2 separate regions of the Homo sapiens genome follow, and region 2 is linked to region 1. A link is a contact called in ENCODE Hi-C or POLR2A ChIA-PET data. All regions are on one chromosome and are shown on one strand. The core of a region is the stretch at or near the end of the contact, and the rest is flanking DNA. Distances in the headings are between cores, read along the strand shown.

Region 1 (5,330 bases), core at 1,011-3,510:
CCATCATAGCTCACTGTAACCTCGGCCTCGTGGGCTCAAGCAATCCTCCTGCCTCAGCATACCCAGTAGCTGGGACTACAGGGGCAGCTACCATGCCTGGCTAGTATTTTAATTTTCTGTAGAGACAGTCTTGCTATGTTTCTCAGGCTAGTCTTGAACTCCTGCCTTGGTCTCCCAAAGCGTTGGGATTACAGATGTGAGCTACTGAGTCTGGCCAAAAAAAAAATTTTAATTACATTTAAATTAGGACCAGGAACAGCGGCTCATTCTTGTGATCTCAACACTTTGGGAGGCCGAGGTGGGAGAATCACTTGAGGCTGGGAGTTCAAGACTAGTCTGGGCAACATAGCCAGACCCCCATCTGTATGAGGAAAAAAAAAAGGTACATTTAAACACACTTTAAACAGTAGAGAAACTAGTATCTCTGGTATTGCACATTTTTTGCAAGTTTCCTACTCATTGGCTAGCCAGCAAGATTCATCTGTTTCGTTACAAGGGAAAGAATGGAAAAGCCAACCTACTCAAGAACAGTTTAACAGAAACCAATCAGCTTAAGTAGAAAAAAAAAAATCCTATAGTCTTATTAATTAATTAATAAGTCTTACTTAATAGTTAATAGTTAATAATACTTAATAGTTAATAGCTAATACTTAATAGTTAATAAGTCTTAATTAATAGTCTTACTAAACCTTTGAACACATAATCTTGTTAATTCACAGAACCACCCCTAAGGCAGGTATGTTGCCACCAATTTACAGCTGAGAAGCTACTTGCTTGGCATCATACCACTAGTGAGTGCCAAGTCTGGACTGGCACTGAAACAAAGACCAATTATTTGAAATTAAAATGAACAGGATAAGTGTCACTTTTTTTTTTTTTTTTTTTTTTTTTGAGACGGAGTCTCGCTCTGTCACCCAGGCTGGATGCAGTGGCGCCATCTCGGCTCACTGCAAGCTCCGCCTCCCGGGTTCACGCCGTTCTCCTGCCTCAGCCTCTCCGAGTAGCTGGGACTACAGGCGCCCGCCACCACGCCGGGCTAATTTTTTTTTAATTTTAGTAGAGACGGGGTTTCACCGTGGTCTCGATCTCCTGACCTCGTGATCCACCCGCCTCGGCCTCCCAAAGTGCTGGGATTACAAGCGTGAGCCACCGCGCCCGGCCAAGTGTCACTTTTATTGTACCTAGAACCATGTTGATTTGGGGATCTAGACATCCCATATATCAATGATGTAATAATTTTTTTTAGTTTCTACATGACAAGAGAGAAATTACTGCTACTACGTCCGGCTGATTTTTGTGTTTCTAGTAGAGATGGGGTTTCGCCATGTTGGCCAGGCTGGTTTCAAACTTCTGACCTCAGGTGATCTGCCTGCCTCACCTTCCCAAAGTGCTGGGATTACAGGTGTGAGCCACCGCGCCTGGCCTGCTTATTTGTGTTACTACTACTTCATTCCCCATTCCCCTAAAATCTCATCCATTTTCAAGAATAGATGGATTTATAGAGGTTTATACAAATGGAAGAAATGTTTCTTTGTACAATTCTCATTACCCTTCATTATAACTCCTTGTTTTTGATCATTTGGGACAGAACCACATATTAGGAAATGGTATACAGTGATGCAGTTGATACCTTAACACCCATCAATCTCTTCAATATAATACAGATTATTTTCCATAAAATGAATTTCCTTATACTTGCTCAAAACTTATCTATTCTGGTTTGGTTTGGGGTTTTTGTTTGTTTGTTTGTCTGGTGGAGGAGGGAAGACAAGGTGGATCTCCCACAAATTTATGAGATCATCTTGAATACCTATGGATTGTTACATAAATTTAACCAAACACTCCATAAAGCTACACAGTACAGATGTATAGCCAGGTAAGTACCCAGGAGAAAGGAAAAGGGAGAGGAAAGGGAAAAATACCAGAGGTAGAGAAAAGAACTGCAAGACCCAAGGGTTAGGAATAAACTAGAACCTTACTCTAAGTGATTGGACAAGTTGAAAAATAACACCAAATCATTATCAGCTATTAAAAAAAAATGAGGGTTTGAGGTAAAGTGAAGTTCGATTTGTCAACAGGAAGCTGTGGGCTCTGCACCTCTATTTATATAAACATTTGCTTTTTCCATCTTGGGTTCTGCCCAGAATTTGTCGTCTGACTGCTGCTTCTGGGTCTGCTTGACTGGTTTTTAGAGAAAAAAAGAAAGAAAGAAAGAAAGAAAGAAAACAAAACTGTGGCCACCTGTTCCTCTCCTTACCGCAGTCTTAACAAGTCACTTTCCCTGATGTTTGGTTGGTGAAAATGCTCAAAGATACAAGGGCTTCCGTTTTTATCAGAGTATTGCTTTATTAAGTAAGGCCTCCCTGAGCTGACAAAGCTACAAGGACAGTCCTGCCTCTCCTCCACTGTGCTCCTGATGTCTTTCTGTTTTACCCTAAGTTTCCAGATCCCCCAGGACCCCTTCCCCACTTCTCAAATTCCCTTTGAATTTGGAATTTGACAGTTTCCATCTTTTAGCTTCCTGGCTCCCCAACCCTGGTGTCAGCCTGTTGTCACTCTCTCATCTGGCTATCCCCTGGTCTGGTGCCATCTTTGTTCCCACTTCTTTTAGGATTGTTTTCCTTCTTCATTGTGTTACAGCTGCTTCAGTACAAAAGGAAGAGGGATCTTAGAGGTTGTTTGTGCCTTCTCACCAGGTGTAAAGTGGTTAGTTAAACATCTAACTTTGGCCACAAGTACCCTGAAGCAGAGAAGGGAGGAGCTTGTGTCTAGCAACATATACTGCTGTATATGTCATCAAAGTAAGACTCAGAAATTGGGAAACCAGCTGCGGTTTGCACTCTCTGCCATGAGTCAAAACAATACTGAGTGTGCATAGAACTGTATTTAGTGAGTAGAAGACACACTCAAATTTCCAGAATGTGTTCATTTGAGGAGAAAGTAGAATTTTCTTGAATCGTAAGCATGGAATATGGAAAAAGCCTCAGAGTAGAATCAACTCAATTAGAGAAGGGAAAATAAAAGTGAATCTTTATGAATAGGTAGATGAGGCTGCTATCTATTCAGGATACCAGGAGGGCATTCAATATCTACTGATATTTTTACCAAATTCTTTAATTCTAACATTAAAGATCCATTATTTTGGTTTAAAAAATGGCTTTTCATTGAAAGCCATTGCTTAGCAAGGTTGTCATTTGGGCTCACCAGGAAAAAAAATATATTAACACCTTAATGAGTAAAAACTTTCTTCTGAATCTTCTTTTATTTTTTGAGACGGAATTTCACTGTTGTTGCCCAGGCTGGAGTGCAGTGGCATGATCTTGGCTCATTGCAACCTCCACCTCCCTGATTCAAGCGATTCTCTTGCCTCAGCCTCCCGAGTAGCTGGGATTACAGGCACCCGCCACCATGCCTGGGTAATTTTTTTGTATCTTTCTTAGAGACAGGGTTTTATCATGTTGGCCAGGCTGGTCTCAAACTCCTGACCTCAGGTGATCCGCCCACCTCAGCCTCCAAAAGTGCTGGGATTACAGGCGTGAGCCACCACGCCCGGCTGATACACATTTTTTAAAGTGGAATAAAAGTTCATAAATTCAGGCCTTTTTCGTAAACATAGAAGAGAAAAAGAACCAGAACAAAAGACATTTTATTTTGAGAAATAAATTGGAAAAAAATATTTTAAAATGTTTAATTTGCAATATACATAATACTGGAATTGAAATGCTGTCTGATGGAAATGTTGCAATGTGGAGTAGGAGGGTCAAGTTCGTGAAGATATTCTTAAAATTAATCTTGGAAACTCTGTGCCTATGAGGTTTCTCTAAAGTGGCTAAAATATGCATTTAATATGTTGTCTAAATGAGTACATTTAATTCTAGAGACTGTAAGGAGTAGAGATTATATGCTTTGGGGCTTTTTGTAGCATTTTTTTAAAATCAGTTGTACAGATCCCATTAAACGAAATTGTTTCTTAACAGCAAGAATCTGATCATTTAACTAGTTTTCTCAGCAATATAAAAGGAATACAACCTCCACTGTCATATATAACTTGTTGTCTCCTAGCTCCTATTTGAATTCCATTGGCTTTTATAGAAAGTTATTGAGTTAGTCAGACAGAAGGATTCATGATATATAATTTGTCATTTGTTATAATGGGATTTTCTTCTATTCCATTGTGGACTGCTACCCTCACCTAGGATAAAGCAGATATGGTTGCTATGAATTAGACTGTATCTAAGCTTCAAGAAATATGAATAATGCATTTAAATCCAGAGAATCATAGAATTAAAGGAAATCTTAGAACTAAGAATATATATAATATATATATATATTTCTTAAGATGGACTTTTGCTTTTGTCACCCAGGCTGGAGTGCAATGGCGCCATCTCGGCTCACTGCAACCTCTGCCTCCCAGGTTCAATTGATTCTCCTGCCTCAGCCTCCCGAGTAGCTGGGATTACAGGCACGTGCCACCACGCCCAGCTAATTTTTGTATTTTTAGTAGAGATGGGGTTTCACCATGTTGGCCAGGCTCGTCTCAAATTTCTGACCTCAAGTGATCCACCCGCCTCAGCTTCCCAAAGTGCTCAGATTACAGGCATGAGCCACTGCGCCCAGCAGTACTAAGATAAATTTAACCTTCTCATTTTAAAGATGAGGAAATTAAACCAGGACCTAATGAAGGAAAATGGCTTATCCAAGGCTACGTGGTTACTGCTAGAGCCAGGATAAGAATGTGGGTTGTCTGAATATTGTGTTTCTTTCACTCTTTCGTATTAACTATTAGGCAAACTTTCTGTCTGCCTATTAAAATTCAAGTCTGAATGCCCTTCTTAGGCCCCAATCAGGATATCCAAAAGCCACTTGCACAATAATTCGACCGTGCACTTGTTAAGTTGTGAAGATGAACGAAGTAGCAACTCAAGGAAACGTCAACCAATGGTATGATTTCACATTAAGTTGTCTAATTTGCTTTGTGGTGGTGGGTTCATCCCGGTACTACCCATAAACGAATCAGTAAATGAGACTTAGTTTCCAACCTTACTTCCCGACTAGACAACTGCATGAAAAATTGGATAGCGAATTATGAGTCCAAGTTCTATAGCTGGCATAGTCCTCATGCTTTAGCCCCAGCCTCTGAGCTTAGCAGAAGACATTTTGGGTCCTTATATATTGCTAGTAGGATTGTATAATTCTTGACTGTGTTGCAGAATCTTACAGGACTACAAAACTTACCATGATGTGTCTTATAAGGAAGACTTGCCAGGCAAATTTTCGGGCAAGCCAGCAAAATAGTTAAAGTAAGAGTAAAGAGGAACACGTGAATGATG
Region 2 (5,330 bases), core at 1,519-4,018, 1.1 Mb after region 1:
CTGAAAGTTTAAAACAACAGTCTCTGGTACATAAAAGTTACAGTACATTGTTTCCACTAGATATGTGACCTAAACACACAATACACTGAGAAAGTACTGAAAATAGCTGATATTGAAATATAATCATATCAAGACTAAATGGAATGTTTATTTGGTAGATTATTATTGAGTGCATTGTTTTATGTGCTGATTATTATTGCTATTAATTAAAACATCTTTAATAGGAATTTGTTAATTTTCAAAACATTAAAAGAAGTCCACATATTTTCACTCATCAGACAAAACAGTCAAAATTGTGGGAGTCAAGTCAGTCACAGAAAGAATGTGGTGATGTCACTACACGTTTCTTTTTCTTTCTTTTTTTCTTTTCTTTTTTTTTTGGATAGGCTTTTGTTCTGTTGCCCAGGCTAGAGTGCAGTGGCATGATCACTGCTCACTGCAACCTCCACCTCCCAGGTTCAAGCAATCTTACTGCCTCAGCCTCCTGAGTAGCTGTGAATACAGGCACGTGTCACCATGCTCGTTTTTAAAATTTTTGGTAGGCATGAGGTCTCTCTGTGTTGTCCAGGCTGGTACCAATCTCATGGGCTCAAGCGATCCTCCTTCCTCGGCATCCCAAAGTGTTGGGATTACAGGCGTCAGCCATTGTGCCTGGCCACTACACATGTTACTAATATGACGAACTGAAATTATGGATCCCTAAGTTTAGTAGAATAAAATTTCAGATTTCATAAAAAGACTAACATAAAAGATATTGATCATTCTTTTAGGCCTCCTAAGTAAGATTTAAGCAAAGCATAAATTTCTGGGATATTCTCAGTTCAAACACACACTCTCACTGATGTCCTGCTAAGCTTCCTGATGACATTCCTTTATGCTTTACATCTTGGAGAACCAATGAGCATACATATATACATTCATCGTCTAATGCGATTCATTTATTTATTCAGCCATTTATAAATTATTTTACTTATCAAGCATCTATTAATTTCCTGCTCTATATTTAGTACGGTGTGAGGTGCTAGAAACACAAAGATTAATAGATTATGTAGAAAGATTCAGCATTTTATGAGGCTCTGAAATGGTAAGGAATATGACAACCTTTAGGAGAAAAGAAAAGGCCAATAGCCAGAGCAAAATCAGTGAAAGGTATGAGGTTAGAAGAGATCAGGAACAATTGTGTAGGACTCTGTATGTAAGACAACAAAAATCTAATCTATCCAACAGCTCTTTCGCTTGATGGCGAAGTGACGCATGAGAACAAAAGTTGCGTTTATCTAACACCACACGTATACAGCACAAGAACAATATGATATTTGACTTCTGGTCATAAGCATGACTATAGGTAGGTAATTTAATCTTCATATAGTTCGTTTTCTCATTTTTAGCATTCTAAGATTGAACTAGATCACATTAAAAGATGTTGCCCCACATCCCTAAACTGGGAAAAGAATAAGGTTTTATTTATAAAAGTTCAAACCATAGACAGAAAGGCAATTAAACCCTGGAATGCGGAATCAAAAATATTGGTTTTGTTGCTTAAACTGAGTAAAATAACCTCTAGAAAAAGAAACTAACTACAGGACATTTTTGAAGCATAGGGGAATGACAGTGCAGTTCTAGTCCATGTTATTTTTCAAATTATGTTTCACTATTTCATAGGAAGTGAAAGTGCCTAAGCTGGAAGAAAAGAAAGCAAGTTAGCCTCTGCTGGGTAAAATAGAGAGGTAAGGTTTAAAATAAGAAACAAGATGCTTTTACAACCAGAAAAGGACACACACTAGATTCCTTTGATAACTATAAACTTTTGAAAATATAAAGAAGAAATACATTCCTTGGAAATACGAACAAAGTAGCAGATTCATTCCACAAGGGCAAATACAAAGGAGGAACTTTAAATTATTTAAAACACCTACATAAACTCTATGCTACAAAAATTCTTACCCTAGAGCAGAGAATGGAAATGTAACAAGACAGAGAAATTTCCTTAATACTTCAAAGAATAGAAAAGACACTGGCTATGAAAATCTATAATTTTTGAGGGGGTTTGGTGATGAAGGCACCATGTTAAGTTTAGGCATATGCTTATCGCCTCTGATTCCAGAAATATTCAATTACCTAGTCATTAATTCTAGACTTTATAAAATTAAATCTAACGTTTCATGTTTTCTTAAGTTTACATTTTTATCCTATTGATATTGTAAAAGAATAAATAACAATATGAGTAAATTGCCACAGGTATTTTTCCCAGTGGAGATGAATTTATCACATTATGTTAAAAGGTCAGATTTGATTGAGAGTGAGCAAAGCTGTGGAGCAGAAAGGCGTGATCCCGCTAGAAGTTGCTGTGTGAATATAAACATTCATCACGAGAAATCAAGAAATAGAAAGGCTATGAAAACAGAAGCAAAGTTCTACATATTAAAACCAAAGTGGCAATTTATTTTATGAACAGACATTTTGCTTCATTAAAAACATTCGCTCTTATTCTTAGCATTCAATGAATTTTGCTTTGAATCCAATCTCCTCTTTTCAGTTTGGCAATTAGATACATAAGAAAGAAATAAAGGAGATAACTAGTAAAATCTTAATTCTCAAAGGCACCCTAAATCCAGCTTACCAGATCTCTGAAGTGGAAACGCGAGTTCTAACGGGGAAGTCCGAACAGTTTTGATGTCAGCGTAGACTACATCTCCAGCCATTGCACAGATCAAAAAGAGAGAGAAGACCACAAATGATGTCCCACTGAAGGGACAATCATATTTCTGCAAAGAAACTTCTGATAAGTAAATTGAGATGGCAAATTTCCTTCTGCTCCCCAAGTGGGTGGTGGACTTCCTCCATGAATAAATGACAAAACCAATGTGTTCAGTCTTACTAATCAAGGTAGCAGATTTCTCGAATACTTGTATGACATGGAAGAAATTACTAACCATACAGTAGGTTCTCGTTTTTCAGTTAGTTTTCTGCCTAAACTTGAAATGCTTTTAACTTTTATTAATACCACAGAAGATATCTCACCATTTTCTCCTATAGACCACTTCCTCTTTTAGTTCAGGCATATATTCTCTGGCGGAAACTCTGAATTTCCAGCATCTTCTCCAAAGTAGGATAGCTATTTGGGAAACAGAACAAGAAAAAGAAGGGATTTTATTACGAAAGTTACAGAAAGGGGCCCTATGTCTTTTATCCTCCTCTCTAAATGCATTGTATTGTCTAGATAATACCTTAAAAATTCTGAAAGCTATTTGCTTTCCTGTATGCTTTATAATATTAACATTAAACTGAGGTAAAACATGAATTATGCAGAGGACTTCTGAACTAAAAAATATATATTTAAGAAACAGAAATAACTCTGTTAAAATAATTCAAGGTAATGACATAAAAGAAAAAAATCTAATTTTAAAATGAGGTGTTCAGAAATTTACTATCGAATACAACATAGCAAACATAGATTTTATCTCCTATTTCTTCTAAAATTCCACTAAAATTGAATTAAGTGAATAAAAATTTGTTAGTCTAAAACAATAACACAAAGGCTCAGGGTCCTATTAGTTGATGAAAAATTTCAACTAATTCCTGGAAAATGGAGAGTAGATGGAGATGTGATCATTGATGAAGAAGTAAAATCAGAGAAAAATGCAGCCAACACCATACAGAGGGAAATAATGGAGGAGAGCCTAGCTACCTGTGAAACCGTCATAGGACATAGAAATGTCAGATATGAAAAATGGCAGGATCCATTAGCTTATGACTAGTAGATTAACTGGAAATCTGCATATGGAAAAACTGGTTTTTTCAATACCCACTCAAGTGCATTCTGCAGAATTAATCTAAACTGCAGTCACCCCATCCCTACCCCTCATCCAAGAAATTTAACTTAGGTTAATTAAATAACTAGAGAACAGATCCTGGCTTTGTGGCATTTAGGGATCCCTCCTATAAAGACCAACTTCTGACCCTGGATGAGGCTTGAGCACCGACCTCTGTCTCTTAAGACTGCATGACACTCTCTCCCTTTTCTGGGCTGTTCCAACTGTTTGTATGTGACTAGACAATACCTACTACATACATGAAAAACTGACTTTTAGAGGTTTTATTATCTGCAGGTGGTTGCATAACCAATAATTTTTTTTTTTTTGAGACGGAGTCTCACTCTGTCACCCAGGCTGGAGTGCAGTGGCGCGATCTCGGCTCACTGCAAGCTCTGCCTCCCGGGTTCATGCCATTCTCCTGCCTCAGCCTCCCGAGTAGCTGGGACTACAGGCGCCCGCCACCACGCCCGGCTAATATTTTGTATTTTTAGTAGAGACGAGTTTCACGGTGGTCTCGATCTCCTGACCTCGTGATCTGCCCGCCTCAGCCTCCCAAAGGCATAACCAGTACATTTTAAGAGTGATAACTGAGTTCTAAGTCCATGCCATAATTCAACTATGCTGTCTAGATTTTGAGGGTAAGACTCACATTTTATTATTTTTATTTTCATCACTTAGTTTTGTGTGAAACATAACAGCCGCTCAGTAATTATGTGTTGAATTACCAAATCAGTTATGCTATGCTGAATGTTATAATTAGGCTATAACAGTTTTCCAGAATGAGAATAATCATTTTTCACTAAAAAGTAGACTTTTATTCATATGAAAAATATGACTGATGGGCCGGGTGCCCTGGCTCATGCCTGTAATCCCAGCACTTTGGGAGGCCGAGACGGGCGGATCATGAAGTCAGGAGCTCGAGACCAGCCTGGCCAACATAGTGAAATCCCATATCTGCTAAAAATATAAAAAATTAGTCGGGCGTGGTGGCGTACGCCTGTAATCCCAGCTACCTGGGAGGCTGAGGCAGAAGAATGGGTTGAACTTAGGAGGCAGAGGTTGCAGTGAGCTGAGGTCGCGCCATTGCACTCCAGCCCTGGAGACAGTGCAAGACTCCGTCTCAAAAAAGAAAAATATGACTGATGATCTAGTCATATAAAAGTAAAAAAATTACTAGCATGTAGAGTATTAAAAGAGTGTTAAAAAATTAGGGTAAGTATGTCAATTTCTGCCATGAAAAAGGCAGCTGGGATTCAGCAGATCAATTTTGGGAATAGTGCAAACTGAGTAATATTCATTTTTTCAATCCATAAATACAGAATCTCTCCTTTATTTAGATATTCCTTAATCTATTTCAGAAATGGTTTGCATTGTTCACAGAATAACTCTTACACTTCTGTTATTAAACTTATTCTTTATTTTATTATTTTTGATGTTATTGTAAACAAAGATTTTTCTAAATTTCATTTTTGGATTGTTCATTGCTAGTCTGTAAAAGCACTATTACTATTTTAT

What was found. Hi-C counts contacts between places; a loop is a spot of excess contacts on that map. ChIA-PET counts read pairs that join two places held with the same protein, here RNA polymerase II (POLR2A). Pooled maps may share reads with other maps.
Region 2: a loop to region 1 is called in a map with no recorded cell type, with 7 times the contacts of the local background. The contact joins the promoter of CLECL1 here to the enhancer-like site in region 1. A Hi-C loop is called at or near these places in 7 of 37 single-sample maps with no recorded cell type and 6 of 50 pooled maps. POLR2A ChIA-PET finds 5 or more read pairs at or near these places in 1 of 52 experiments (A673).

Annotation. Positions count from the first base shown.
Region 1 is chr12:8,642,316-8,647,645 of GRCh38, forward strand. It overlaps MFAP5 (microfibril associated protein 5), which reads right to left. Exons shown (of 10, transcript NM_003480.4): 10 at 3,628-5,330. Among named protein-coding and RNA genes, the nearest start is that of MFAP5, 18 kb to the right of the region's middle. RefSeq lists enhancers at 2,404-2,926, 2,568-2,627. Within about 2 kb of position 2,261, at least 6 of the 41 ENCODE cell types and tissues checked have a DNase peak (open chromatin) inside an H3K27ac peak, as active enhancers do.
Region 2 is chr12:9,730,329-9,735,658 of GRCh38, forward strand. CLECL1 (C-type lectin like 1) reads right to left here and starts at 2,769. Exons shown (of 2, transcript NM_001441815.1): 1 at 2,621-2,769. The coding sequence starts at 2,702. RefSeq lists a silencer at 502-561.